Linked DNA regions of Homo sapiens: region 1 is linked to region 2. Evidence: read pairs that join two places in POLR2A ChIA-PET (ENCODE). Cell type or tissue: HepG2. All regions are shown on one strand. Links, peaks and the distances in the headings refer to the core of each region. The heading gives the core; the rest is flanking DNA.

Region 1 (15,194 bases), core at 4,190-12,189, 200 kb after region 2:
TCCACAAAACATGCCTGAGGACCTCTCTAAGGATGAGGCCAGAGAGTGTAGGCGGGAGCAGGCCCTGTGTGGGATGGAGGGGGGTTTTGCACAGTCCGCAGCTCAGGGGACCCTTAGCACTTCAGGTCAGATGCTGCAGCTGCTGCCCTGAGGGGGTGGGGGGGCGGAGCATAGAAGCCCCAGATCCTCTGCCCAAACCATCCAGAGCAGGACCCTTGGCCCCAGGCCATTTAATCGCATTGTCCCTGCTCAGAGGATCAGCTCAAGTATGGGTTTCAGGGATCCTAAGAATGATGGAGCCGTTGCTGCCACTCCGAGCCCCACCGGAGACGGCCCCCAGGCCTAGGCGGGCAGGCAGGCCTACGCTAACTGTCATTTTCACCCCCGCCCTCCCCACAGGTCGCTGGAGCTCCTGTTTGCCAGTGGCCAGAACAATAAGCTCCTGTACGGTGAACCCCCCAAGTCCCCGCGCGCCACCCGCAAGTTCTCCTCGCCGCCACCTCTGTCCATCACCAAGACATCGTCACCGAGCCGCCGGCGGAAGCTCTCCCTGAACATCCCCATCATCACTGGCGGCAAGGCCCTGGACCTGGCCGCCCTCAGCTGCAACTCCAATGGCTACACCAGCATGTACTCGGCCATGTCACCCTTCAGCAAGGCCACGCTGGACACCAGCAAGCTCTATGTGTCCAGCAGCTTCACCAACAAGATTCCAGATGAGGGCGATACGACCCCTGAGAAGCCCGAAGACCCTTCAGCGCTCAGCAAGCAGAGTGAGTGGCCATGCCGTCGGAGCTGCCCCCCAGCCTCCCAGCCCCACTGAGGCTCAGCCTGGCCCAGCAAGGCCTCAGGGCTGCTCTTCCTGCTCCCATGGGGAAGGAAGGGAGAGGCTTGGGGGTCCCACCAGGCAGATAGTGGAGGCAGCACAGAGTCTGGGCGGTGCAGAGAGGTAGCCGTATGTGGGAGCCCAGGCTGCGGGGGGAGGCAGGCAGAAATTCCCAGGGCATCGCCACACTTTAGATGAGTCAGTTCCCATCACGAGCAATTTAGGCATCCCTCTGCCCTGACCACAGCATCCTACGGCATCCCTGTGTTTGTCCATGTCTGCAGAGGACAGGGCCTGGGCCAGGCCCATTCAGGGCCCGGGAGAGAAGAGGTCGTCAGCAGCTCCTGCCCCCTGGGATTCAGTCTGGCTGAGGACCCAGACCAGACACTGAAATGTGGACACCTGATACGAATGGCTTGTGTCAGGAGGATGCTCCAGGGGCACAGAGGTTGGGGTGGGAACACCATTAGGAGCGTCATAGAAGGCTTCCCGGAAGAACTGTTCGATCTCAATTTTTACCAAGAGGAAAGGAGAACATTCTAGACCATGGGAACAGGATGGGAATGACTGAGGAGCAAGAAAAGGCCTTGTGTGTTTCGGGGACAGCTGGACGCCAGGCAGACCTGGAATGCTGAGTGTGAGACAGGCTGGAGATGATTCCAGGACAGGCTGGAGCCTCCCTACTCTCAGGGTTTCTCCTGACTGTTCTAAAAGTGTCAGGTCTGGTTCTGATTTAGATCCGAACAGGCCACATCTTGGGTGCCACAAGCATTGTCTCGGTTAGCACATGAGAGCACGTGCACACACGCACGCACCCACGTGCAACCAGGGGCTGGTCAGACGCCCCAGGCTTTGAGGAGGAGGCCTTTGAAGAGGGAAGGATTTCTCTCCTCTGAGCTGGCAAGAGGGAAGGCAGAGGGCACCCCCAGCAGAGGGCACAGCTGGGGCAAGATAAATCCTCCGCCAGGCTCCATACCAAGTAACACTCACCGTGGCACATGCAGTTAATGGGTGATGCATGCAGCTGAAAGTCAGTCACCAAGGAAATGGCCTGCCAGAAATTTCATAATTTCACATTCTGAAATGTAACGCAAGGCAGTCCTGAGAAGTCATCTGGTACCAGGCTTCTTGACTGGTGATCCAGGAGCCCATGAATCTAATTATGTGCCAAACTGTGTGTGTGTGTATATGTGTGTGTATGTGTATTTGTTATGTATAAATGTGTGTGCGTGTGCATGTGCCTGTGGACATTCTTGTCTAAAGAGAAGACCTGTGGCTTTGTGTTCTCAAGGTCAGATGCAACTACATCCACTTTCTACGTGGGTAAACTGAGGCCCAGAGCAGTTAAGAGTTTCTGACCAAGACCTCACTGTGCCAGACCTAGGCTTTTAATATAATTCATCAGCCTCCCCAGGGTGTGTGGACCAGGAGTCTCCCAAGATTAGGAAGCCTCTATAATTAATTATCCAAGACAGGACATTTTAAGAGTGACCAGGGGCACGCGGCAATAGGTTAAAAGCAGAGGAAAACTGGAGCAGATGGTCACCTTAACTAATAAGCTTCACCAAAAAAAAAAAGAGAGATCGTGTAACTCAAAGTGTGGTCCGTGGACCAACCACATGGCCATCACCTGGAACCTGTTAGAAATGCAGACTCTCAGGCCCTGCCTGAGACCCCTGAATCAGAATTTGCATTCTGACAAGATCCCCAGGTGTGTCTGGTAAGGTTTGAGAAGCCCTGGTGGAGCAAAAGCCACCTTGGAGATCGACAGTGCTCATTAGCAAGAGAAAGGTTCTGATGAGTCCTGCGGGAAACAAAGCTGTTAAACTTTCTTCAGTGGCTGTATCCCAAGTTTACTCTGTTTTGCCTCAGTAAATTATAGACATAAATTTTAAAATCAAATATTTAAATTTTAAAATTAAAATTAAGAAAAGTAAAATTATTTATTTCTTTTCTCCCAGGCTCAGAAGTCTCCATGAGAGAGGAGTCAGATATTGATCAAAACCAGAGTGATGATGGTGATACTGAAACATCACCAACTAAATCTCCAACAACACCCAAATCAGTCAAAAACAAAAATTCTTCAGGTACAATGCACCAATTCAAAACCACAAATAGATTTCCAGTTTGGGAGAGGGCAGTAGGTCAAGTCGAGTCAAGGCAAGTGGGTGTCATCCCTTATGCTTTATGAGTGACTCCTAAGAGCAGTAACTTTTCTGATATTTCATAACCCACCCACCACCACCCGCCCCCCGCCACCCCAAGGGAAGGGGCTGTGGGCACTGGAACATTGGCTGGGTAGATCCTGCTCTTCAACTCAACCAAGTCACTCTCCCAACTTCAGACAAGACTGCCTTGAGCCCACCCAGCACAGGTGGGCAGGGAGGCTCAGCATCTAGGGCTCATTCGTGGAAGATCCTGATTCAGAAGGTGCTTCCTGAACCCCAGCACAGGTGGGCAGGGAGGCTCAGCATCTAGGGCTCATTCATGGAAGATCCTGGTTCAGAAGGTGCTTCCTGAACTGAGTGCCAGGCTCTGCACAGACCCCTTTCATCATCTTGACAGCTTTGCAAAAAGGCTAGGTGTTTCAAATAAGGGGAAAGACTCCAAGAGGCGGTGACATTGCTCACCCGCAGTCCCAGACTCCTGATCCTGAAGGATCCTTGAGAAGCAGTCTTGGTCTCCGGTTTTCATAAAGCCCTTTCCCCTATACAAGGGGGCTGTGAGATACCCAATGGTGAGAGAGAGCTCCCAGGGGACCCACCTCCCAGGCAGCCCCTCCCCACACAGCTTTCTCCAATGTCCCTGCTCTCACATGCAAAGGGCCGCCTGCAGCCTGAACTCCCCACTATCCAGGCTTTCAAAAGGAACCCAATAGGTAACAGGGTCACCGAGCTTTAGAGAGAAACTGCCTGGACATACTGCAGCCCTGCCACAGCTGCTCAGACACACAGAAACAGAGCTCATGGAGAGCCAAATTTCAGAAATAAGCTTTGAGTCCTTAAAATAAATCATATGTGCCTCACAGCATTAAATACTGCTATTTTGTCTTCAGTAGTCTGGATTGCTTTCCAGAGACAAGATGAAACCAAAGGTTTCAAGAGTAGGTTTCTCCTATCATTACTACTAAAAATTATGATTATTATTATTATTACTAATAGCAATGATATTCCATGGCATTTATATAGCTTTTCACCTAACACAAAGTACTTTCATCTATGTTATTGCCTTTAATCTTTATATCCACCTTTTGAAGCTTTATCCCTATTATTCAAAGGAGACTACTGAAACCCAGAGGGGTTAAATGACTTACCCAAGGTCACACAGCTAGTAGGGGGTAGGGGAGAATTTCAACTCAGGTGGCTGGACTCCAAGAGCCATCCTCTCTCCATCCCACTGTGCCCACGAGCCCATCAGTATGAATTGTTATGGATGTCAGACATTGGACAGGTTATGTGTTAATCCCAAGTAGACTGAGAGGGTAAGAAAACTCATGATGCTGCCCTCAGGCAGGCCTGTGCCCTGCTGGACCTGAGAGGTGAAGGGGTTGAGAGCTGCAGAAAGATGGACGGGGTGACTGGAGACCTTTTTCAGAAGCAGGAGTGTGCTCCCCAACCTGGGACAGCCCTGAGGGTGTTGTGGTGTGACTCTCCCCAGAGCTTCTAACACAGAGAGAGACACACACACACACCAGCACCACCCGACATGCCCTGGTACCCTGAAGACACAGCCTGCTGGCTCTTAAGGCTGCTCTAGCCTCGGGACCCCTGGTTTTCTAACAGCCTGAGGAGTTGGGACTGGGGACAGCTGAGGGTTGGTTCCCTCCTCTCTGCAGAGTTCCCACTCTTTTCCTATAACAATGGAGTCGTCATGACCTCCTGTCGTGAACTGGACAATAACCGCAGTGCCTTGTCGGCCGCCTCTGCCTTTGCCATAGCAACCGCCGGGGCCAACGAGGGCACCCCAAACAAGGAGAAGTACCGGAGGATGTCCTTAGCCAGTGCAGGTATGTGGGGTGTTCTCCACTCACAGGGTCCTCCCCATGGTCAGCCCCAGTGGCAGGTGATAGCAGCCATGGTCCCGGGGACTTGCTCTGCTGTGGGTGTTTAAGGTGTGCTAAGGATGGCACAGGTGGGTCCTGTTAAAGCACCCACCCTCGGGGAGCTCCCTGCTTCAATTGACTACAGTCACTCACTGGACACGAAGCTTCCTGAATCATTATTTTGGCTTGGGCACCGCCTTCCACTTGTGGAGGTGCTGGGTCACAACCCCCACCTCTCTGCACTGGTTGGGGCTCTGCACACACCCAGGGCCTGAACCCCACACCTAGAGCCAGGGCCACTGCACATCTAGGGCACAGCGTGCCCTGCACCCTCCTCTTCCAGCTGCCAGCTGAATGCCATCCATCCTTCCCCCAAACTTCCATCCTGCAGGCCTTTGCTAGTGCTGACCCTCCTGCCTGGAGGCCCCTTCCTTCCCACCCATCGCCCTTTGCTACTTGGCCAGCTTCTACTCGACATAAAGCCCATTGCCCATGGGAACCTCTGTCCCGCCATGCTCCCACCTCCCACTTCTGCATCCTTGATCCTGCAGCAGAGACTGGAATAGGGGCCCCTTTGAGCTCTGTTCCCTGGGGAGGCCCTGCGTGGCTCTGTCTTGGGAGGCTGCCTGAACCTTCCAGCAGCTCTTGAAAGATGGAGAGGTCTGGAAGAGGCTGGGCATGCATGGACCGTGTTGACTGAGGAGCCATGACATCTGTGCTATTGGTCAGACACTAGTTGTTAAACATGTTGTTATCCCCCTGCCCATGACCCCCTCACTCACCCCAGCTCAGCCAGATCCGAGAGGCAAATCCAGACTAGTGTCAAGCTCTGTTTCTTGTCCTCACCTGTCCTCTCTCCCCTCTGCCACGCATGCTGCCAGGGTTTCCCCCAGACCAGAGGAATGGAGACAAGGAGTTTGTGATCCGCAGAGCAGCCACCAATCGTGTCTTGAACGTGCTCCGCCACTGGGTGTCCAAGCACTCTCAGGTGGGTGGGAGCCCTCCCTGGGCAGGCTGCTGGGGACCACCAGGCAATGGCCCCAGGAACCAGCTGCCTTCCAAAAGCAGCTGCGGGCAGAGTGAGCTGATGGCTGGCAGTGGGGCAGCAGAAGGGAGGGAGCTCAAATGTGCCACCCTGATGTTCCCGGAGGACTGCTCAGATTCCCTAGGAGGGAACAAAGGACATGGAAGGGACAATGGGTCTCTGTCTATCCACCCTGCCTGTAGCAGGGGTACAGGTAGGTTTGTGCCTCCCTGGCCCAGGGGTGCAGCCAGCTGAAAGATGGGCTTTGATCTGGTTCCAGTGCCTTTATCTAAGATTCTCTAGGCCTGGAGAGCCTCTCATGCCCTGCCAGGAAGCCAACAGAAAGGAAATGAGGCAGGTCAGCCTGCCCTGGGCAGAATAGAAACTGGAGCTCCTTCCTCTGGCCTGGGCCCAGACCACTGCAGAGCAGCTCAAAAACAGTAACCAGAGCCACCCATCACACCTTCCCGGCAGGACTTTGAGACCAACGATGAGCTCAAATGCAAGGTGATCGGCTTCCTGGAAGAAGTCATGCACGACCCGGAGCTCCTGACCCAGGAGCGGAAGGCTGCAGCCAACATCATCAGGTAAAGGCAGTACCTGGTTCCTGGCTCAGAACTGCCTGCTGGGACAGGAGCCCTGCCTTCTGCCTCCATGTGGGCTGGTCAGAGGCCCGGGAGGTGAAGAGCGCCCTTGTCAAGGACAGCCCCAAGTAGGAGTGCTGGGGTAGAGGTGAGCTCTTGGGGGCAGGCTCAGGGCTGGGTAGTCTATTTGTCCTTCTTTCCTCTCTCCCCACCCTGCGCCAGACCTTGATCTCTTCAAAGCAAGAACCCAGCACACTTCTCCATGTGTGTCCACAGCTGCTAACCCCTGTCTAGCCTGTGCCATCCAATATGGTAGGCACTAGCTACATAAGGCTATTTAAATCTTTTTTTTTTTTTTTTTTGAGGCGAAGTCTCGCTCTTGTCACCCAGGCTAGAATGCAGTGATGTGATCTTGGCTCACTGTAACCTCCACCTCCCAGGTTCAAGAGATTCTCCTGCCTCAGCCTCCCCAGTAGCTGGGATTATAGGCACCTGCCACCACGCCCAGCTAATTTTTTTTGTATTTTTAGTAGAGACGGGGTTTCACCATGTTGGCCAGGCTGGTCTCAGTCTCCTGACCTCAGGCGATCTGCCCACCTCGGCCTCCCAAAGTGCTGGGATTACAGGCATGAGCCACTATGCCCGGCCTTGGCTATTTAAATCTTAATGAAAATTAAATAAAATTTAAAGTTCAGTTCCTCAGTGACATGAGCCCAGCAGCCTCAGCTTCACCCCCGACATGTGGCTAGCAGTCCCTGCATTGGACAGTACAGGGTGTAGGATGCTGCCATCACTGCAGAGATCTATTAAACAGTGCTGGCGAGGCCTGATTTGTAGGTGCTTGAGTGTCTGTTGAATTGAATTCAGTTAAGTTGTTTATCCCCAAACCCATGCTTGTCCTCTCCTGGTGGAGGTCAGGGTCAGGCAGCCCGATGTCTGAGATGCTCAGCCAGTGACTCATGTGACCTGGGCAAGTCCCCGCTCTGAGCCTCATCCATAAAATGGGTGAACAATACCCGCTTCAAGGCTGGGATGAGATCACGGGTGTCACTTTTACAGGCTGTTCAGTGGGTGGCGGGCACCTACCGACTCAGCCTGTCTGCTCCCAGCCCAGCCCAGGTGTGAGGGCTTGGGCCCTGGCCTTTCCTCCTCACCTCTTGCCTGGCCCCAGCCTCCCCAGACTTTCCCCCAAGTCCTGCCTGTGACCAGAGTGCCCAGACATCCTCCCCAGCCAGGCCGTGGAGGCCCCATGCTGGGGCCCATTCTTCCCTCAGGCTCACAGTCCTAAAATCTCTTTCAGGCCTCCACATCTTCAGTACAGAGGCCAGAGTGTGTGCACACATGCCCACACACACACACACGCACACACACACACAGCCGCCACTCGTGGTCCTCCCAGGAGGCCTTAGGAGTGTGTGGAGCCCCCCACCGAGCATATTGATCAAAGCCACCCTCGGAGGGGAGCCTGTTCCCTGGGTGTGATGAAAGAGCAGGCTCTGGAGTTGGCAGCCCTGGTTTGGAGCGTGGGCCCACCATGCTCCAGCTGCGGGACCCCAGGTGAGGCAGTTCCCTGAGGGGCCGTTTCCTCAGCTGTAAGATATACACGACAATGCCTTCTGCCAGGCTGATCCAGAGAGCCACTCCCCGCAGCCCCGGCAGGCCTGCAGACCCCTGGCTGTCCCCACGCAGCCCAGGCCTGGCTCTCCAGTGTCCGCAGCCTCCGTTGGTACTCACCAGCTGTGGCTCTGAGCCCATCACTGTGAGCGTGCGGCACTTTGGCCTGACTTTGAGGCTCTACCCTCATTCCCCACCGTGTGTACCACTCTCCTCTGCTCTCCCAATTCCATCCTTGCAGTCCCTCCTCTGGGCCTGTGGCTGCCATGCTGCTGCCTCCCCACTCCCTGTGCTTCCTTCCTGTCATGCATCCTGTCATCCATGTGCTCGCAGGAGCGCCTGCTGAATGTCCAGTCCTGTGCTGGCACCAGAGCTATGGGGCTGAATCAGACACCGTCCCTCCCTCAAGGGCTCCCTGCCTGAGGTGGCAGAAAGGCCATTCCCACCCAGCCAGATGCAGGAAGCCCAGGGGCTGAGAGGGCCCCAGAAGGGGACCTCCCACAGCCAGGAGCGCCAGGACCATCAGGAAGAAGAGTGAAGGAGGAAGGGGAAAGGGTGCTCCTGGCAATGGGGATGACGAGGACAGAGGGGCGTAAGAGCAGAGGCCGTGTGGGGCTGTCCGAGCTGGGGAGGGGCTGCTGCAACGTGAAGTGGGGCTCACCGTGCCTTCTCGCTCCTGCCTAGGACTCTGACCCAGGAGGACCCAGGTGACAACCAGATCACGCTGGAGGAGATCACGCAGATGGTGAGCTGGGCCTGCCCTCTTGCTTTCCAAGGCTTTCCTCCCCATCCTCCTGCCCAGGACCCCTGACCCATCACAGGCATCACCCGTATTCATTTTCTGTGGCTGTTGTGAAAAAATACCACAAACTGGGCGGCTTAAAACAACAGGAATGGGCTGAGCGCAGTGGCTCATGCCTGTAATCCCAGCACTTTGGGAGGCCAAGGTGGGCAGATCACCTGAGGTCAGGAGGTGGAGACCAGCCTGGCCAACATGGTAAAACCCCATTTCTACTAAAAATACAAAAATTAGCTAGGCGTGGTGGCAGGTGCCTGTAACCCCAGCTTCTCAGGAGACTGAGGCGGGAGAATCACTTAAACCCAGGAGGCGGAGGTGGCAGTGAGCCAAGATCCTCCACTGCACGCTCCAGCCTAGGTAACAGAGCGAGACTCCATCTCAAAAAAAAAAAAAAAGAAAGAAAAAAGAAATGTATTCTCTCATAGTTCTGGAGTCTGAAATTAAGATGTGAGAGGGAGGCCAGGCGTGGTGGCTCACACCTGTAATCCTAGCACTTTGGGAGGCTGAGGTGGGCAGATCACTTAAGGTCAGGAGTTCAAGATCAGCCTGGGCAACATGGTGAAACCCTGTCTCTACCAAAAATACAAAAAATTACCCGGGCATGGTGGCGCATGCCTGTGATCCCAGCTACTTGGGAGGTTGAAGTGGGAGGACTGCTTGAGCATAGGAGGGAGAGGTTGCAGTGAACTGAGATCGAGCCATTGCCCTCCAGCCTGGGTGACAGAGTGAGACCCCCATCTCAAAAAAAAAAAAAAAAAAGGTGCTGGAAGGGTTGTGCTCCCTCCGAAGCCTCAAGGGGAGGCCCCAGTGGTGGTATAAGAGCTGGTGTTCACACCCAGGTCTGGCTGACTCCAGAGCGACAACTCTCCCTCATTCCGTCTACCACACTGCCTCATCCCCAGAAGTTGGAGTGCAGCTCACCACCTGCCCAGAAATGATGGGACCCCAGAGACAGAGCTGTGCTCACCATGAACAAATCCAAGCTCATAGTGGCATTCCAGACGGAATAAGGGAATGATGGTCTTGTGCACTTCCAGGGTCCAGCTACAGCCCACTTTTTTCCAAGTCAGTGATGTGCACCCCAGAATGCCATCACAAGCCACCCCAGAGCCCTTGGCCCCTGCATCACAGCGGCTGGGGATACTCAAGACAGGCTCACTCTGACCACACCTTCCCCACCAGAGGCAGAGATTGTGCCATGCTGGCTCAGCCCCTTGCTGGTTGAGTGACCTTCAGTCTGTTGGAAGTAGCCAGCGTGAGGACTTGGGACTCTGGGTTCTGGGCCCCTGCTGCCCCTGCCCCTCCCATGTTCCCCTCCTGGTTCCTGGAAGTGGTGAGGGCACCTATGAAGCTGTAAGCACTCTGCCCACACTCTGCCCCCAGAGCAGTGCTGCAGGGCTGGGCCCCCAGGAACCCACACGTGGTCCACAGGCAGGGAGGTTGACGGTCCCCAGACCCTACTTCCTCCAGACTGACCCTTTGGGGCCAGAATGCTGGGTAAACCCCAAGACGGAAGTACTCCTCTCGGCAGCTGAAAGGAAGCCGACTGCACTCTGCTCCTGTTTCCCAACAGGGGCTCACCTGGAATGTTTACCCCTCAACAGCATGAGGGCCCCTTGTTCCTTCGTGAACAGCCTGAGGTTCTTCCAGAACAAACAGCTGCTGAGCTGCCCTCTCTTGTCCCCAGAGCCTGTGTGGGGCAGATCCGGGTTGAGAGGGCCCCGCGGCCTCACTAGAGACAGTGAGGATTTTCAAAAGCCTATAAAAGGTGGAGGAAGTTGTCAGTTTTGATCTCTGCTTCCAGGGTCACCCTCTTTCCCAGGCCACCCCAGAAGTGAGCGGAAGGAGCCAACCACCCCACCTTGGCCAGAATGCCTCTTCTGGCCTCTGGTACCAGTGCAGGCCTCTGGGCCCCACAGCGCCTGGGCCTCTGGGCCATAAGCCACCCAGCCCCTTGAGCTCACCCTTGGCCCTGGCAGTTCAGCCCAACCCCAGGGCACCAGGCAGGACCCTCAGATGGGAAGGTGGCTGGGCTGCCCACCTGTATTTATTCACTCAGCTGCTTCAGAGGCTGAGGGTCCCCTCCCTGTGAGCACACAGGGGATCCCCTGCCTGGGTTCTCTCACTACAACCCGGCATCCCAGTGGCCCTGCCACTCTCCTTTCTGTGTCCCCAAAGGCTTCATGTCCCCCAACACCCATGTTCCTGCACCTGGGTTTCTCTACACACCCTTCCCTGCCCAGGGCAGCTCTGCCAGGAAAAACTCACCGACAGCCACCACACAAACACACACACACACCCACACACACACACTACACACACCAAACACACACCACACACACATACACTACACACACCCAGCAAACATACCACACACACACCAGACCACACACACAGACACCACACACACACCACACACACCACACCACACACACCACGTACACACACACACATCACCCACACAGGCACACGCACACACACCACATACACACGCCACACCACACACACCACATACACACATCACCCACAGGCACACCACACACACACACACCCCACATACACATGCACACACCCCACACCACAAACACCCCATACACACCACCCACACACCACACACACCACCCACACACCACCCACATGGCACACACACACCACCCACACACCACCCACATGGCACACACACAGAGGCTGTTTTTCTCCACGGTCCTCGCTCCATTCACATGACTTGGAACCACTTAGGCTGGAGATCCCTGACGTCAGGAACCGTGTTTCCTGCCTTTCTATCTCAGCGTGTAGCAAGGGCCTTGGTGCAGACCTCAGTGCCCGTCTGTGGAGGAAATGGGAGGAAGGGAGACACTTAGTCTAGGAGGGATGGCCCCACTTCCCTTGGGACCCGGCAGATGGGCTGCTTGCAGGTGCTCAGCCCAGCCGGGACTTCTGGACAGGGTAAAGTGAGCATGGAAAAGTGAAGGCATGAGGCACACGAGACAGTCATCTCTCAGAGCACCTGCTGCCTGAGGGGTTGACCGCTCTCCTCCTGTGTGGCCCAGGTGGTCCTGAGGTGGTGATGGGGGAGGATTCTTGTTCCTAACAGGCTCCTCCCAAGACCAACACAGTTGTCCCTTTACCCACCGCCTTCCAGCATCCCTCACTCAGATCCAGCAGACCTTCCACGAGGCCTTTGTGCCCAATACACTGGCCTCCCTATGTCCACCACTCATCCATCTCCTGCCGTGGCCACCACTGTCCTCTGGCTAACGTTTCCCTGAAGATTTTCTCTGGTCGAAGGGCCCAAATAGTGGAATCCCTTAATGATGGTGTCCAAGGGTGGCCCCTGGGGGCCAGGGACACGGACTAAGGCCCAGGACTAAGGCAGGACAGCTGTCTTCTGAGCACAGGGCCATCCCAGGAGCTAATCACGCCTGGGAGTCCACACCTGCTAGTTTCAAAAGGAAATTGTATAGAGCCAGCTGTGGGCTCAGGCGGACGCTGAAGGGAGTGGCCAGGCACAGCCTGAAGTCAGACGACCTGGGCTCCAGTCCTAGTCAGCCCACTTCCAGCTTAGCAACTTGGGCCAGTGGCTCACCTCTGGAAGCCTCCATTGTCTCATGCACGTGCTGGGAGCTCCCTGGCAGGGTGGGTGAGGGCAGTCCGAGCACTGGGCTGCACACACCGGCACAACAGGGCGGGGCCCATCTCCCTCCGTCCCCTTCCCTCCACCTCCCCTCATCATACTCCATCCACCCTCTCATCAGATTCGAGGCAGCGTCATACCCCGTCCACCCGCCCACCCAATTCGAGGGCGAGATACCCCCACAGAGGCAGCTGGGAATCCAGGAGGTGTCCGTCATGGGCCTAACTCAAAATGTTGCTCCCCCAACTCAAAACCAGGCTGAAGGCGTGAAGGCTGAGCCCTTTGAAAACCACTCAGCCCTGGAGATCGCGGAGCAGCTGACCCTGCTAGATCACCTCGTCTTCAAGAAGATTCCTTATGAGTAAGTGTTGCAGGCACCACCCGCCTCCCCCCGCTTCCTCAGGCACTGTCTTGGACAGCACCCTGGAAGCACACGCAGTGAATTTCCAGAGCTGCACGGACCCTCCACAGCTTGAAACAATAGTGCCTGGGTCAGCAGAATGAGGGAGAGAAGCCTGTTCCCGTTCCTGCCCACCAAATTCTCTCCTTACCTGTCAGCTGCACACACACACTTTTCTGGAATCATCTCTAACTCAGAGCTCCTAGAAAGAGAGTATCTAGAAAAGAGCATGTGTTCATGTGTGTGTGCACATGTACCTGTGAGAAACTGTGCACACAGGCAAGAGCGTGGGCACGTGTGTAGGTCCAGTGACCTCCAGTAGCTGATTTAGGGGACAGGCGTGGACTTTGAAGAAGCCCCAAGGCCTGCTGTTACCTGTTCTGGCCTCAGTCATCCCTGGTGTTCACTGCAATTATTCTACTTATGTAATTTTCTATCCCTCTTCCTTCATCTGATGCTATGCCAAAAGGGCATTTGTAAACACTATTTTTAATAAGTACACAGCATTCTCTAACAGTGTGTTACTAAGCCACGAGAGTGTTTTCAGCCTTCACTTTTATATTTATCCCTGCGGTAAACATCCTTGCAACAAATATGTCTGAATTCCTAACAATGGTCCCAGAATGGTTTCCCAGAATTGGGCTCACCGGATTTGAATCATTGTGGGGCTTTTGGCCTCAGCCCCACCTGGCACTCTCGCAGCCCTCCCCAGCATGGGTGCTGCCTCGTGTAAATAGAGAGGGTCGGCACTTTGGAAACCTGTCACATCTCCTGGACATAGAAACAGATGATATTCCTGATATGTCCCTCTAGGAGGAGAAGCGGGATGTGTTTTCAAACACAAATCACCTCCCCGGCCCCTTCTGCCCACAGGACTCTGCCGAGGTCCCCTCTCCCTGTCACTTTATGATGTCAGGAGCCTGTGGCTTGGCTTGCAGGCTTTTTAAGCCTTTTATCTGCCCCCTTTTAGGGCCTTCTATTCCCTCATCCTACAGACCAGCTGCTGCAGTGACTAAAATGTGAATTCTCCCTGTCAGAAAACAAGATTCATAACAAATTATTTCCACCATGTGTGCCTTCCCACACCTTATTTCAGCCTCCCAGTAAACCTGTGAGGAAAGGATTGTCTTGATTCCCATTTTACAGATAAGGAAACTGAAGCCCTGAGCTATAAAGGGTTTGTCTGGGGCCACACAGCTGCGACAAGGCAGAGCTGGACTTGAGCCCAAGGTTCCTTCCTTCCAGGGCTCTGCAGAAGGTTGTTCCCCCAGAAATGACAGCCTCAAAAAGCCAAAAAATAAAATAAAAAGCATGGAGCAATGAAATCAGCAAGGCAAACCTCACCCCCTCCACCTGGGTCTCCCCTTACTTCCTACAGGGAGTTCTTCGGACAAGGATGGATGAAACTGGAAAAGAATGAAAGGACCCCTTATATCATGAAAACCACTAAGCACTTCAATGACGTGAGTATGGATGGGAGCGCCTCTCTCACTGGGGTTTTTCTTTGGCAAGACGCTCAAGAGGCTGGGTAGAGAACGGGCTATACACCTGGCTGGAACCAGACTCCTGGGTCCTCTCCAGCCCTGCCACCCCTTGCCATGTGGCCTCGGGCTGGTTGCCTCACCTCAGTCTCAGTCTCTTCTCCTATTAAGTGGGGCTGACCATGGAACAGTCATAGGAGGATTAACTGCGTGGTCATCTAAAGACATTCAGCCCAGCATTGGCTCGCTGTGAGCCCTCACCCAGAACTTGTGATTCCTAAGTGGGGGTTACTCCTCGGAGCAGGGTTTTTGCGGAGTCTGTGGCAAAGAGAACAGAAGGGAATGAAGGATTAGAAGGAAAGGAATGAAGACCTTGCTATGCTTCCTATTTTTAAACCTCATCTCAGTATTAGCAACAAGCAATATTTGGCTGGACAATGGCAGACAGCTTCCCTCTAATTCATACATTATCCAGAACCCTCGGAATCTCCTAAGGTTTTGGCTGTTTCAGCTACTCTGGCAATGATGTCCCACTCGCTGCCCCTCTTCTTGCCTTTCTTGTGGTAAGATGGTCTTTTGGGATAACACTAAAGAGAATGTTTAATTCTCTTTAATGTTAGGAGGCCACAGTGCTGAGCGAATGTTTAATTAAACATTCTCTTTAATGTTAGAAGGCCACAGTGCTGAGCGAATGTTTAATTAAACATTCTCTTTAATGTTAGGAGGCCACAGTGCTGGGCGAGACTAAGGCTCCTGAATCTCCCTGGCTAGGATCAGGATGGCCCAATAT
Region 2 (15,194 bases), core at 2,586-10,585:
TTTAACCAAGTGACAAGTCCCTCCTAAGGTTACTGGCTAAATTTACTTTAAACAAACAAACAAACAAACAAAAACAAAGTTCTAACATTCCAACTCTCTCCCATAAACCCAGCAAAAACTTAAAATAGAAAGTACCTAGCATGTGTCATTTGACTTCAAAGCCATAGACAGTAAAGAGAAGCCAATTCTAGAAGCAATTATCTAGATCCCTCCCCAGAGGAGGTTTGCCCTAATAATAATCATTGAAATGGTAGTCATAGCTCCAGATCTCTTCTTAGTCTTCGTCAAGGAGACACAGGGCTTATGAGCAGAGAGCAGCCCAACCTCCAGTTGAGGAGCCCTGGAGGGAAGAAAAAGATATGGCTTGAGAAGATCTTATTCAAATGCTTGCATAGAGCACACTACACAAAATAATGCAACTTCTGGGCTCATCCAGAAGATCAAGGAAGAAAGCTTTAGAGGAAATGTGGGCTTATATTTCTAAAAGGCTGAGGAACATTACTCAGAGTGAGTGTGGGCCTGTAACTCCACTAACTGCCTACAGATCAGGGTCCCTCCATGTCCCCTCTGCTTTGTCCTGTCCCCAGTTGGACACATCAGAATTTCACAAAAAGATAACCTTCCCCTGCAGCACACAGGAGCTGTTTTTAGGTTTTGAACCTATCTGTGTTCAAGCAAAAGCATTTTTATTATGCATTGTGAAGGCGAAAAGTAAGCAAGCAAAAATCACATTCAGTCCAGGCCCCAAAATACGCACACAGCCCATGTACACACACAGCCAAGGTGTGGAAAGTGTGATTCAGCCTGGGAGGCTTCTCACCATATCTTCAAAGATGCTTGAAAACTGAAGACTGGATTAAAACGTTCCTACCCTTTGATCCTGCAATCTCCCTTCTTGGAAGCCCCATGCAAATAGCAGAAGATAGAAAAGAAAAAACTATGCACAGAGATGTTCCCTTCACCATTATGTATAATGGCCAAAACACTGGAATAACGAAAATGGCTGCTTTTAGAAATCAGGTGAAATAGGCCAGGCGTGGTGGCTCATGCTGTAATCCCAGCACTTTGGAAGGCTGAGGCAGGCGGATCACCTGAGGTCGGGAGTTTGAGACCAGCCTGACCAACATGGAGAAATCCCGTCTCTACTAAAAAATAAAAATAAAAATAAATAAATAAATAATACAAAAGAAATTAGCTGGGTGTGGTGGTGCAAATAAATAAATAAATACAAAAGAAATTAGCTGGGCATGGTAGTGCACGCCTGTAATCCCAGCTAGTCGGGAGGCTGAGGCAGGAGAATTGCTTGAACCCGGGGGGGTTGGGAGGTTGCTGTGAGCCAAGATATTTTTATTGCACTCCAGCCTGGGCAACAAGAGTGAAACTCTATCAAAAAAGAAAGAGAGAAAGAGAGAAAGAAAGAGAGAGACAGAGAGAAAGGAAGAAAGAAAGAAAGAAAGAAAGAAAGAAAGAAAGAAAGAAAGAAAGAAAGAAAGAAGAAAGAAAGAAAGAAAGAAAGAAAGAAAGAAAGAAAGAAAGAAAGAAGAAAGAAAAGAAAAATCAGGTGAAATAAACTGTGGTGCTTCCATTCTATGGGAAATGGTAATATTGGCCCCATTTACTGGATAATGTAGTGGTTTTAAAACATGTGTACACTTGGAAACAACCTAAGTGTCCATCAACAGATGAGTGGATAAAGAAAACATGGTAGGTACACACAATGGAGTACTATTCTGCCATCAAAAACGATGAGATCCTGTCATTTGCAATACCGTGGATGAAAGTAGAGGTCACTATGTTAAGTGAAATAATCCAGGCACAGGAAGACAAGCACATCACATGTTCTCTCTGATTTGTGGGAGCTAAAAATCAAAACAATTGAACTCATGGAGATAGACAGTAGAAGAATGGTTACCAGAGGCTGGGAAGGGTAGTGAAGGGGCTGGGGGGAGTTGGAGATGGTGAATTGGTACAAAAAATTAAAAGAATGAATAAGATCTACTATTCCATAGCAAAACAGGGTGACCATAGCCAACGATAATTTAATGGTACATTTTAAAATCACTAAAAAAGTATAACTGGACTGTTTGTAACACAAAGGATCAATGCTTGAGGAGAAGGATACCCCATTCTCCATGATGTCATTATTACGCATTGCATGCCTTATAAAAACATCTCATGTAACCCATAAATATATACACTTACTATGTACCCTCAAAAACTAAAAATTAAAAAAAAAAAGAGCCCACAGATTCTTTGACACTCACTCCATTAAGAGGTGGAGTCCATGTCCCCTCTCCTTGAGTCTGGATGAGCCTCTGTGGATGCCTCAATGAATAAAATGAGGTGGAAGTCATACTGTGTGACTCCCAGGGCTGGGATAAAAAAGGCCACAGAGCTTCTGCCAGGCTTTCTTGGGACACTTGCTCTGGGAACCCTGGGCCGCCACGTCAGGAGTCTGCCTGGAGGCCACCAGGCGGAGAGACCATGTGGAAAAAGGGATGCTTGAGGAGCCCCAGCTATTCCAGCCCCAGCTGTGTGAATCTCCCCAGCTCAGGAGCCAGACATGTGGGTGAAGATGACATTGAGAACACCCCAGCCCAGTCCCAGCCACTGAGTGACTGCAACCACCTGCGAGATCCTGAGAACCGCCGAGCTGAGCTCACTTAACTCCTGATGAAGAAAAATAAATTATTGTTATTCATTTAAGACACTGTTTGGGGATGGGTTGTTACACACCAATGAATAGCTGAAACAGAGAAATGGAGATTTACAAAGGTTTAGAATCATGCTCAAGGTCACATAACTAATAAGTGGGGAAGCCTGAGCCAGCATCTAAACTCAGGTCTTCAGCAGGGGAACTGGGACAAGAGTATAGTCTACTCGGCTGCAACGTAAGATAGCTCATACTAACTGGTGAGCAGAACCAGTGAGTGGAAGAAAGTTGTTGCTCTGTTGCAGAGCTCGGGTTCCTACTCAGCTTTTCCTGACATATCGATGTTTTGCACCGACAAGTTTGCAAAATGCACTAAAGCAGCCGAATGCTGCAGGCTGCAGAGGGAAGCAGGGCTGTGTGCAATGCCCATTATGGTGATCACTTTCTCTTGGCTCAGTTTGCCACATGGGCTCTTTTTGAAATTTTATTGCCTAATCCTCCCTGGCATTTGTGTATTTTGCCTTGGACTCCTTACCTCAGCAGCCTCAACCCCTCCTAACATCAGATCAGAAGTGCCTGTACAATGATGCCTGCCCTCAAAGACAGGGCTGACACTCCCCAGTGTCCCACAGTCCCTGTCTGGTCACTATGGTCCCTGTCATCCCCACTACTTGTCTGGCCCCTGTAGACATTTCCATTTGCAACCCTTGGCTTAAGATACCAAGAAGTTCTTCACGATGGAAATGCATTCATCTTTGCTTAACTCTGGTGTTCTCTGCTGGTTTGATCACATAATTAACTCTTCCCCCATCCCCTCTCCTATTTAATGCCTGCTGCAACATTCTTAGTCCTTGGCAGGCACAGTTTAGGAAAAGCTGGACTGTGTGACCATGGCAGCCTCTTCTAATTCTACTATCAGCACCTGGTCATTAACGGATTCAAGCTTTGGTGAGCTAGAGCCATCCTAAGGCATTCGCGGAATCTCTGGCTGCCCCCTTCCAGCTCCCAGTCTGCTGCCTTTACAATGCGGGAGTTAACGACCACTGTTACCCCTGCTGCTCCTCTTCCATGAGGATTTAGTGTCTCATACCCTTCTGTTTATGACATGAACTATCCTTCTGATGGTTAGGGCGCCCCTGTCCACCCAGTTCACCCTGCAAGCCACTCCAAGTGTCCTTTAAAAGGATGTGTATAACAAGAATGGATATCGGACTCGTGTGTTCAATGTAATTTAGTTGTCTCTGGGGATCAAAGAGCAAGACCACGTACTTGTAGCTGATATAGGAATAACAGCCCTTCATCCTAGAAAATGCCCACCCTGAAATAGGAAAAAAGGACTCTGTGGTGAGTTGAATTGTGGCCTCAGAAAATATAAATATGTCCAAGTCTTGACCCTTGGTACCTGTGAATGTGACCTTATTTGGAAATAGAGTCTTTGCAGATGTAAGTAAGTTAAGGCTCTTGCGATGAGATCATCCTTTATTTAGGGTAGGCCCTAAATCCAATAACTGTTGTCCTTACAAGAATAAGGAGAGGGAGATTTAAGACACACAGAGAAAAGGACCATGTGAAGATGGAGGCAGAGGTTGGAGTGGTGCCTCAACAAGCCAAGGGAGCCCCAAGCATGGCCCCAGCTGCCACAAGCTAGGAGAGAAACAAGGGACAGTTTCTCCCTCAGAGCCTCCGGAGGGAACCAATCCTGCCAACCCTTCAATCCTGAACGTCTGGCCTCCAGAACTGGGCGAATAAATTTCTATTGTTTTAAGCCACCAGATTTATGGTCATTTGTTACGGCAGTCATGGGAGACGAATACAGACTCCAGCGGCGGGTCTCAGAGGAGGAAAAATGGCCTCATCTCAGGGGCCACATGGCTGTGGGGAATAAGGGAGGAGTAGAGGGGGGCCCTGCTGAATGCCTGCAGGGTGGGGGCCAGGCTGGGAAGTCCCCAGGGAAGGACCTTAAAGATTAGCATCTTTGTAAGTGACGTCCTAGGCCGTGCTTCTTTTTTTTTTTTTTTTCATTCATGCATTCATTTTATTTTTTTCTCTTTATCCATTCATCTATTTTTTTTTAATTTTTTTAATTTTATTTTTTTAAAATTTTATTATTATTACACTTTAAGTTTTAGGGTATATGTGCACAATGTGCAGGTTTGTTACATGTGTATACATGTGCCATGTTGGTGTGCTGCACCCACTAACTCGTCATTTAACATTAGGTATATCTCCTAATTTTTATTCATTTTCACTCAACTCTCAGGAAAGCCTCATCAGTAATTAGGGCCTGGAGCCAGCTGTGCAGTTTGGGAAGTTGAGAGGAGAGCCTGAGGAGTGAAAAGGGAACACAGTCCCTCTCCCCTGAGTTCAGGGTGGCGGGTGCAGGGGAATCACTGGAATGGTGGAGGCTTCCAAGAAGAGGACCTCCCAGGGTCACAACCCCAGAGGCAGCCCCGAGCACAGGAAGAGGGACCAGGGTGCAAAGCCTTGACCGGCACCACCCTCTGAGCAAACAGGGAACTGCACCCCAAGGAACCCCCAGAAATAGGGCCATCGGACCTCTTCAGGGGAGTCTAACATCACAGGCAGTAGAGCTTTTATCCTATTTTCGTTTGACTAGTTAAAAGGAATGTGACCTTATTTTGCAGTCATAGGCTGGTGAAGCCCAAAACATTCAAGATAAGTGAATATGCCTGCAAAGTTTCCCCAAATAGCCAGGAAATTAGCACCCCCCAAAATAGCTGTGTGAGAGCGACGAGCAGGGCATAGCCTTGCTGCCTCCTTTCCTCCTCCTCCATTTCTGTCTTCTTCTCTCCCTCTTTCCCTCATCTGCCATTTTCTTCTCTTTTCTCTTGCTCCATTCCTCTTTTTTCTTCTTTCTGTCCTACATCCCTTCCTTCCACCTTCCAGACCCTCTCCTCTCCTCTCTCCCCATTTCGCAGGCTCCAAGCCCACAGCATACATTTCCCAACGGCCCCAGCAATTTCCCTGCAGGAGTCCCTTCCTGTCTTCACTTCTCTGTGGGTGCTGGCTGAGCAGCTAGCAGCGTGGCCTAGGGCTACCCATCAGGAAAGCTTCTGTGGGCACATGCTGAGGAGGGAGGTGCCCTGCAAGGACAGCTCCTCTTATTTTAAAAATGAGGTCGTAACATTCTTTCATTCCACTAACACCCCTGGCTAGGGCTTAGAGTGCCTACTGTGTGCCAGCTCACTGCTGCTGGGGAGCAGAAAGCTATGGTGAAAATATGTCCAGGAAGGTATGCTGTGCAGAAGGGAGACATCCAACCCTTTAGGGGGTTGAGAGCAGGGACAATTTATCCTAGGAGAGGGTGACCATATATTGTCATTCATTGTCCAGCTCAGGACACATTTGAGAGTGGTGATTTCACAGGGGCATCACCCTAGAAGATTGTTCAGGGGGTCCCCATTTGGAAGATAATGATACTGCAATTCAGACAAAGTGAACAGCATGAGGGGCTGCAAAACACTTTACAGGTTTTGGGTCATGCCTGTCATCAGGTGCAGCTGATGTGAGTTTGGAGAGATGATGGGATGGGAGACTGGACAAGTCAGTTTGGAGTCCATCTTTAAAAAGTCTTGAATGTGAAGCCAAGAGTTGTCTTTATTCCTCAAGGATTAAATACAATGATTTTTTTTTAATTTTTACTATTACATCAACCGGACCATAAAAAGGATATAAAAGAAAAAGGCAAAAAAAAAGCACACATCATATCAATAGATGGCAAAAAGTATTTCATAAAATCTAATATTTACTACTAATGATGAAAAAAATACTGTGGGGACTAAGATTAGAAGAATGCTTTCGTGAGATACTAAAATATCTATCCAAAAATAGCAATCAACAGGAAACACTGCAGTTGTTACCATTAAAATAAGGACTAAGACAAGAACACAGCCGGTCCTATTGTTGTGAAACATTGTTCTGAAGGGCTTGGTCAATGCCATAAGGCCTGGTAACAAATCGGATGCAAAATTATAAGAGAGAAGATGACAAAACTATACTCATTTTCAGGCAATATGATTTTCTACCTGGAAAAAAAATCCATTCAAGTTTAATAAAGTTGATTGTTCTATAAAGAATATATAAATATCAATAACATTCCTAAATATCATCTATAATTAGAAAATATGATGGGAAAATATGCTATACACATTTCATATGAATATATGTATATATAGGTATGTGAATGTGTATATATGAAAATAAACTTAGTAAGAAATATGTAAGTCCTATAAGAAAAAAATGCTAACATTCATTGAGAAAGTCAGGGGAAGACTTTATTTATTTATTTAGAGACAGGGTCTCGCTCTGTAACCCAGGCTAGAGTGCAGTGGCACCATCATAGCTCACTGCAGCCTCAAACTCCTGGCCTCAAATGATCCACCTGCCTCAACCTCCCAAAGTGCTGGGATTACAGGCATGAGCCACTGTGCCCAGCCAGAAGATTTTAATAATTAGAAATATAGGGCATTTCCTTGAGGCAGAAGATTATATTATAAAGATGTCTAATCCCAATAGAAATCATAACCAAATTTTATAACACTTATTTTTAAAGTTTGTACAATGAAAAATGAGTAAAGAAAAAAAACAAGATAATATCCGAAATACAAAAGCACTGAGAGGTAACTGAGCTTATAATGTATCAATATGCCCTGCAAAGCTTCAATACTTAAAACAGTGCACTGTCAATGTGAGAAACGACAAATCAATGGAAAGTCCTGAAATGGCTGACTGTGCACATAAGTAACAAAGCAAAATATCTACATTTTCTGTCAAACTCTGGTGGGATTTTTGGAAGCTACAAAAATGCCAAAATGGCAGGCAGCTCCAAGTGATGGAGACTTAAACCTGACCACTATGTTAAGGCTGGCTGGTTTTTCCTTCTGGCATAATTTCCTGAAATGACCCTTCAGTCAAGTAAGCACCAAGTCAATACTGGGGGACAAGATGTGTAAAACACCAGTGTGGCAGAAACAATGGCATCCATCAAACATCCATCAGCCTCCTGCTCATCCCCACCACCACCTCCTTGCCAGCTGCCTTATTGCCGGCCAGAGCCATGTGACCAGCTCTGGCCGGGGCTATGGCAGAGAGTGACAGGTGCTACTTTCAGCCTAAAACCTAGAAGAGCCTGGTGTGACCTTCCAGATGTCTCTTCCCCTGCCATGGCAACCAAGGAAGCAAGTATTTAAGAGAATGCCGTCCGTCACACAGTAACAAAGCCTCCGTGACTCGCTCCCTGTGTGGAGTGGAGTCTCCTGCTGACCCTTAATGGACAGGCAGTGTGAAGGAAAAATGAACCCTTGTTGTGATAGGCCACTAAAATACTGGGATTTATGAGTGACTGTAGGAGAACCCAGCTTATTCTAGAACCCAGCTTATTCTGACTAACACCACCAGTCATCTGGATGTTGGCATTTCAGAGCACAGGTTCCAGCACATGCTGCACAACAGAATCATCTGGGAGCTTTTTGAAAATGCCAGTTCCTGGGCCAACCCTTTAAGAGCTTCTGACTCTGTCGCTCTGAGTGTGGCTCGGACATCAGTCATTTCAAGTGTTCCCCAGGTGATTAATTGTACTGTGCAGCCGCAGTTGAAAAACCGCAGCTGCCTTTCTTAAGAAGCTCTGTGTCGTGTCGGGTAATGTTACATGTGGTTCGTGTTTGAGTGAGCATCTGCTCTGCAGACTTGGTTCTTCCCAGGCACCAAGAAGCATTCCTGTGTTTTCCACTGGATTGGCACTGTCCTGGGCTTGCATACAGTTGCTGGTGCTTGAGAAGCTGTGTGTGTGCCTTTACGAAGCTTAGATAACAGGCAATCTGAGGCTGGGGAAACGCCATCTTTGCCCTGTGTTAGAGGCACTTCTATAAATAGGCAAGCAGAGCCTGCAGGTGGGAAATTCAACCTGGAATGTGCAGTCAATGTCCTGCACACCAAGCATTCAAAACTAAGACCCTCTTGGCTTTTGGAGGCAGGCTGATCTCACATTCCTGTATTCTGATGCCACGTCCCTACTGGGGTCAGGAGAGGAGCCGACACTGTGGGCGGGATTTCTGTTGAAGACAGTGACCGTTTCTGCTGTCACCATCAGCCTGGGACCAGGGTGTCAGGCATGGAGTCTGGATTCTAGGGACTGCAGACGGCTTATGAGGCTCTCACACTGCGAAGTGAGGCCCACGGCCTGAGAGAGGCCCAGTGCTAGGCAAGGAGACCATCACATCAAATCACAACTCTCTGTTGTGAAACTTGATCCTGAAAGTTTTGTATAGTCTCATCAAAATTTACAAGCTGGTTTCTGCGCCACTTTGGAAATTAAGGGGCCCTGTGCTTGCGATGGAATCATAAAGGATGTCTCCTCTCTTGTCCCCACCCCAGGCCTGCACAGTGGCAGCAGCTGTGGCCAGAGGGACACCAGTGGACACAGAGGCCCAGGGAGAGGAGCAGAGGCCAGCAGGAAACAGCAAATGCAGAGGCCCAAAGTGACCAGGACACCGTCCTTGTGCACATCCTGGGAGGAGCCGACGTCTAAAGAAGGGCTGAAGCCTGAAAATCTGGCATGACTAGAGCTCAAAGTCATGGCTGCTTGGGGCACTGTTAGAAATGTGCCTCCTTGTGTTCTCCCAGTGATGTGATAAAGGTGGCATCTCACTGAAAAGGACCAGGGTTAGGAGGGCTCAGGAGCTATGGGGTGGCCCAGGGACAGAGAGCTGCTCATCAAAATCAGTGTCAAAGCTGCATGTGCAGCCCTGGTGCTCGGGGGGCTCTGGTGCAGGGTGTGCTGTGGCGTTCCTCGACGACGATGTTGCTTTACTGGGGGAAGTATCCTGGTACTGGCAGGGTCAGAAGAGGGTAGTGAGGAGTGTGGTGCTTCTGGGAGCCATGTGAATTGAAGTGGAATAATTAGCCAGGCATGGTGGAGGGTGCCTGTAATCCTAGCTACTCAGGAGGCTGAGGCAGGAGAATCACTTAAACCTGCGCAGAGGCTGCAGTGAGCTGAGATCACACCGCTGCACTCCAGCCTGAGCGACAAGAGTGAAACTCGGTCTCAAAAAAGATATAGATAGATATAGATAGATACAGATGATAGATAGATAGATATCTGAAAGATTCACAGAGAGTAAATGACAGTGTCCAAACAAAAAGTGTCCTTTCCGCCCTTGCACAGTGCCGCCCCCATTCCAAAAACTCCCTTTCCACTGACCTGCTGCCTGTGTGCATTGTAATCCAGCTCACTCTCTCCCACTCAGAGCTGCCAGGCAGGGCTACAAACACAGGGCACGAAGCTGCCGTCCTCCCTACCTGGCCAGTGGCAAACATCACTAAACCCAGCCACCCTTCCCACCAAACCTGCCCGAGGCCTTGGGCTTCTTCCCATCACAGCGGTCCACACAGCCACCGCCTGCCAGTCAGCATTAGTTACAGCCACCTGACGCTTGTCTTCAAATCCAAGAGAGAGGTGCAGGTCAACTGTGACCCTGGGGCCGAGGCCAAGTCAACCACACCCATTTGTTTGGGTATCACCTATGCTGTGCTCATACTGCAAAGGCCAAGTTGAGCAGTTGAGACAGAGACTGTGTGGCCCACAAAGCCTAAGATATTGACCACCTGGCCCTTTACAGGAAAAGCCTGCCAACCCCAGTTAGAAGCAAAGCATGCTCAAATTTGTATTTTTTTTCCCAGAATAAGATTGTCATTAAACTTATAAATAGGGTTTCTTAACCTATTCACACAGTGAAATGCAGACAGCCCGAGAGTTGTTATCTAAACTAAAAAAGAAGAGAATGGGAAAACCTAATTATCCTGGATGTCACATGCTGACTCCAGGGGTGACTATACTTTAGTTGACTCAACCTTGGTTTGGAAACTTGCTTTCACTCCCTCCCTGGAGTCAGAAGCCTTCCCAGACAGCATGTTCTCTGGTCTTGGTCTTCGAAGCTACGGGGAGTTGTGCCAAGGAAGCTCACCCTCCACAGGCCTAGAGCACGACGATGCCAGGGTCAGGTGTTGCTAACAGCCCTTCCCTCTCTTCCACCTCCTCAAGCCCCCTCCCCAGGAACAGTGGAGGGAGAATGAAAGAAGGCACAGTTTCACCTTCTCCATCTGCCTTGGAAGCCGCAACATCTGCCTTCCAATTAGGATGGAGTTACCGGGGTGACGGGGTTGGCTAGCAGGCCCCTCGGCTCCTGACTCCTCTGGGGCAGCCCCCTGCTCTAATGAAGAGCTAATTAACATGAAAAGCATTGATTTAGCCAACTGCTGCTTGTATAATCACAAGGCACTCTCAGCAGCAGCTTCAAAGCTGTCTCTCCCTTCAGAACACAGGATTCGCATAAAGCGTGGGACTAAACCCTCCCCGTGTTTTTAAACAGTGATTTCCCCACACTCCTGAAGTGAAAACACCAGCTCTGTAAGTCGACCACGTAGGCGCCCCTCTCGCTGCCTTCAAGGGGAACTCTGGTGGGTTTGGTAAATGTTAGTACTTGCCCGTGTGACCCAGAGATTGGGTTAGGAATCAGGTTCCATCTTCTCTCCTGGCTCACAAACGTGTGTGTTGCCAAGAACTAGTAGGAGGCCATGGCTGTGCTCTAGCTGTCTCAACAGAGAAGTAGCTTAAACCCTTACAGTGAGGGGTGGGGTGCCTTAACTATAAGGAACAAAGGCATGAGAGGCCTCTAAGACAACATCTGCATGGATTTGTTTGACTCCCTCATCCCAAATGATGATCATTCATCTCCCTGATCATCCATGTGGGAAAGTTTGAGGCCAGATACCAGCTCGAAGCAAGACCAAGAAATTCAGGCTCTGGCTTGGTAGACTTCTGAGGTAGAGTGCCGTATGAACCATACTTTTACTGTCTGAAAATTGATCTTTAACATCTACAGGATGGCTACTAGCTGCTCCCATGTAAACCCTGCAGTACCCGAAAACATCCAGAGACTTTAGATAGCCCCCAAACCAGCCACAATGGATGGGATTTTGCAGGGGCACCACCTCCAAACATAGCGGGCCAGTCTGCCTTATGGCCAACCCTTGTGTTCCAGTGGCCCAGCTTGGTGTGCCATGTTCTCACCAAAGGACTATCAGTGTCATAAAACTGTGAAACTCTTTCTAGTTTCTCTCTTGACCTGCATCTGACCTCAGCAGACTTCACCCAAGGTAGCATTGGTTAGAAGAAAGCAAGTGGAGCCCATGATTCTAAAACTGTGACGACGGAAGGGTCATTCATCAAAGGTTTTGACTGAAGGAAGTGAATTGGAAGCCAAGGGAAAATTCCAAGAAAGAAAAGGACTTAACTGAAAAAAGGTCATTATAGACTCAATCCCTTTCCTTTATTTATAAGTTTAATAGATTAGTTTGGAATTTGTTGAAGATACTTTTCATCCAGATTTCAGGGAGGTACATAGCATGGTAACCCTGTGAAGACATTGGAGCAATGGATAGTTATACATCCAGGTAGATCGGAAACCAGTTCAACAACTCTAGCCAAAGGCTATTGATAAAAGACAACTGACATCTAGAAGGAGGTCAGAGCCACTAACTAGACGGTAGCTGTGCCTTGGATGAAGCTTATCTAATTTGCAGCTGTCATGAAGTTGAGTACAATACTGAACAAGTCGACGACAGACTCCTCTGTACGGCAGCATCACTTTGTCATTAAGCACACAGACTCTGAGCTGAATCTGCCCAGGATCGGATCCCAGCTCCAGCACTTACTAGCTAGTTATGTTTCGCAAATTACTTAGGCTGTGAGTATTAGTTCCAACACTCAACTGAGCCTCTCCCTCATTAAACCAACAAGAGAATTTAAAGGGATTGTATAGGCCAGGTAAGGTGGCTCACACCTGTAATCCCAATACTTTAGGGGGCCAAGGTGGCAGAGTCGCGGGAGTCCAGGAGTTTGATGCCAGCCTAGGAAACATAGTGAGACCATGTCTCTAGTAAAAATAAAAATAAAATAAAAATGTAATTAGCTAGGCATGATGGCACACCCTTATAGTCCCAGCTACTCAGGAGCCTGAGGGAGGAGGATCAAGGATGCAGTGAGCCGTGTTCATGCCACTGCACTCCAGCATGAGTGACAGAGCAAGACCACATCTCTTAAAAAAATAAGAAAGAGGGCTGGGCATGGTGGTTCACACCTATAATCGCAACACTTTGGGAGGCTGAAGCGGGCAGATCATTTAAGGTCAGGAGTTCAAGACCAGCCTGGCCAACATGATGAAACCCTGTCTCTACTAAAAATACAAAAAAATTAGCTGGGTGTGGTGGCACAGCTACTGGGAAGGCTGAGGCAGGAGAATCACTTGAACCCAGGAGACGGAGGTTGCAGTGAGCTGAGATCCAACCACTGCACTCCAGCCTGAGCAACAGAGTGAGACTCTGTCTCAAAAAAATGTAAAAATATAAAGAAAAGAATAAAAAGGATAGTATCTGTAAAGTGCCTGGAACAGAGTTAGTGTTCAACAACTGTCAGCAGTGTTGTTAGCTGAGGCTGGTCACTGGGTGACTGTAATATCAGTCAGGGTCTCAGTGATAACAGAAAATACACTCAAATTGGGATAATGTGAGGATGGATTGCTTTCTAAAGGGACTATTTACAAAGGTGTGCTTGAGATTTAAAGAATCTGAAGATAGTGCTATAACCCAGGGTAGCAATTGCAAAGCCATTACCACTCCTAAGCCTAAGGGCCGAGGGGAGGAAGCAGTTGTTAAAACCCAGAGGGAGAGAGAAGCATAGAAAGGAGGCCACCAAGGGAAACAGTGTCCTTTGGTTGAAGGACACAGGTGACCACCCTGGGAGGAAGTGAGCGGAGTAAACACCCCCACCCTCTCTCTGATTCCAGCTGGAGCACCCATTGGCCAAACCCAACAAGAAGCGCAAGAATGGGTGAGCCTGGCCATACAGGTCAGTTTCTGGGGCAGAAAGCGGGGTGGAAAAAGGTGACAGTGGGTCTGGAGGGACAGAAAGACACCTGGTACGAGCATGTTACATTTGTTGGGGACAAAGTTAAAATCCTGCCTGTCATTTCAATGAAGCGACTACAACAATATTCAGGATGGCAGATATTTAAGAGCAGCATCTAGAAACAATGATTAAAAGGGTTCAGTCGGCTACAAGTCCAATATTCAGCCATTCATTCATTTACTCAGCAAATGCAGGGAATGCACACTGTGTGTCCAGACCTGCACTAAGCATGACAATACAAAAATAAACAGAACAAGAATGTATCCTGAGCAGAGGACATACTGGCATACAGTCGGTGCTCAGTGAATATATGTGGAACATGTGAATGAATCAACTTCATCGTAATGGACTGTCTTCATAGTCCAATATGGACATAAGATGATTTGGTGGCAGCAGTGACTAGGGGAGGGGAGGCGGAGGGCAGGGACAGGTAGTATCAGACCCAGTCACAATGCTTGTTGAAGTGGTGGTAAGGGGATTGGGAGACTCTCTTCTAGACAGAAATGCGGGGCATGTCCAGGGCCCTGGCTCCCTCAGGTCCCATGTGCAAAAAGAAGCATGACATCCAAAAGCTCGATGGTTTCCCAAATGCCCAGGGAAGCCCCAAGTGCGAAGGCTGGCAGGGAGGTCAAGCCAGGTGAGTGGCGGCAGCCAGTCTCCCCTCAGCTGCCATGGCCGGTGGGCCCGGAGCACAGGGAGGGCAGGCACCAGGCTTGTGCAAACTCCAGCTCTCAGGCAGGTGTGATCCTGTTGTACCGTGTAGGGAGGGGTCCCTGAAAACTGTCAGTCTGAAGGCCCTGGAGGGGAGGTGTGGACTTCCGCATGGGTGATTCCCAAGCCCAGCAACAGAGCAGAGCAGGGTGTGGTCCAGGGAGTGTCAGGGTCAGATTCTGGGTCACCATCACCACCCCAGGAAAAGAGAAATCCAAATAGCAAAAATAAAGAAGAAATGGGCAATTTTAGCTGATGGGGGGCAAATGGAGGTTTCTTGGGGGAAGACAAAGAGGCTGTCTTCAGACCTCCAAACCGAGTCTGAAGGCCAGCTGGGGCAATCGCTGGGGCAATCGCTGGGGCAATCGCTAAATCTGCCTGCTTGGAAGCAGCATCAGCATCCGAGAGCTACCGTGCCTCCAGCCCAGGTCTGAGGTGTGAAGGCCTCCTGAAGCCCTGAGAGCCACTTTTGGGAAACCTCTCCAAATCCTGCACATGCTGCAAGACATGATTAAAACCCAGCCCAGCCATCTACAGGTTTTATGATTTGGGGCAAGTCAGTAAATGTCTCTGAGCCTCAAAGTCTGCAAATATCTAATGGGAGTAATCCAACTTCCCAGGGTTATTGTGAGGATCAGATGAACTCGTTATGGTAAAATACTTAGCACAGTACCTGGCACAGATTAGAGACCCAAGGGCTAATGCCTTTCTCCTCCTCCTTCACCTACTGCTTGATGCTTTGCAGAAAGCAGTGGTTCCGAAAGCAAATGGGGCTTTAAGAGTGAGGGTGGGACAACAAGACCATCTCTGTGGCCTAGAAGAGGCCGCATCATGGGGACTAGCGTC

Evidence for each region. ChIA-PET counts read pairs that join two places held together with the same protein. Peaks named below come from ENCODE experiments on the same cell type or tissue, not always from the same donor. Only the 100,000 strongest peaks of a DNase experiment are listed, where the experiment ranks them.
Region 1: POLR2A ChIA-PET joins it to region 2 with 5 read pairs; 3 of 35 experiments call an interaction of 5 or more read pairs at or near these places.

The regions. Positions count from the first base shown.
Region 1 is chr15:78,989,381-79,004,574 of GRCh38, reverse strand. It overlaps RASGRF1 (Ras protein specific guanine nucleotide releasing factor 1), which reads left to right. Exons shown (of 27, transcript NM_001145648.3): 15 at 400-773; 16 at 2,788-2,913; 17 at 4,662-4,832; 18 at 5,750-5,856; 19 at 6,367-6,479; 20 at 8,775-8,835; 21 at 12,781-12,884; 22 at 14,302-14,386. LOC105370917 (a long non-coding RNA gene) reads right to left here and starts at 5,997. Exons shown (of 3, transcript XR_932519.4): 1 at 5,715-5,997. RefSeq lists enhancers at 1-848, 7,353-8,126. In HepG2, for the core only: no CTCF peak of the experiment used is centred there; DNase peaks (open chromatin) are centred at 7,444 and 10,464.
Region 2 is chr15:79,185,955-79,201,148 of GRCh38, reverse strand. It overlaps ANKRD34C-AS1 (ANKRD34C antisense RNA 1), which reads left to right. Exons shown (of 2, transcript NR_038997.1): 2 at 9,047-9,442. Among named protein-coding and RNA genes, the nearest start is that of MIR184, 16 kb to the left of the region's middle. RefSeq lists an enhancer at 3,425-3,958. In HepG2, for the core only: no CTCF peak of the experiment used is centred there; no DNase peak of the experiment used is centred there; H3K27me3 peaks cover 3,085 bases.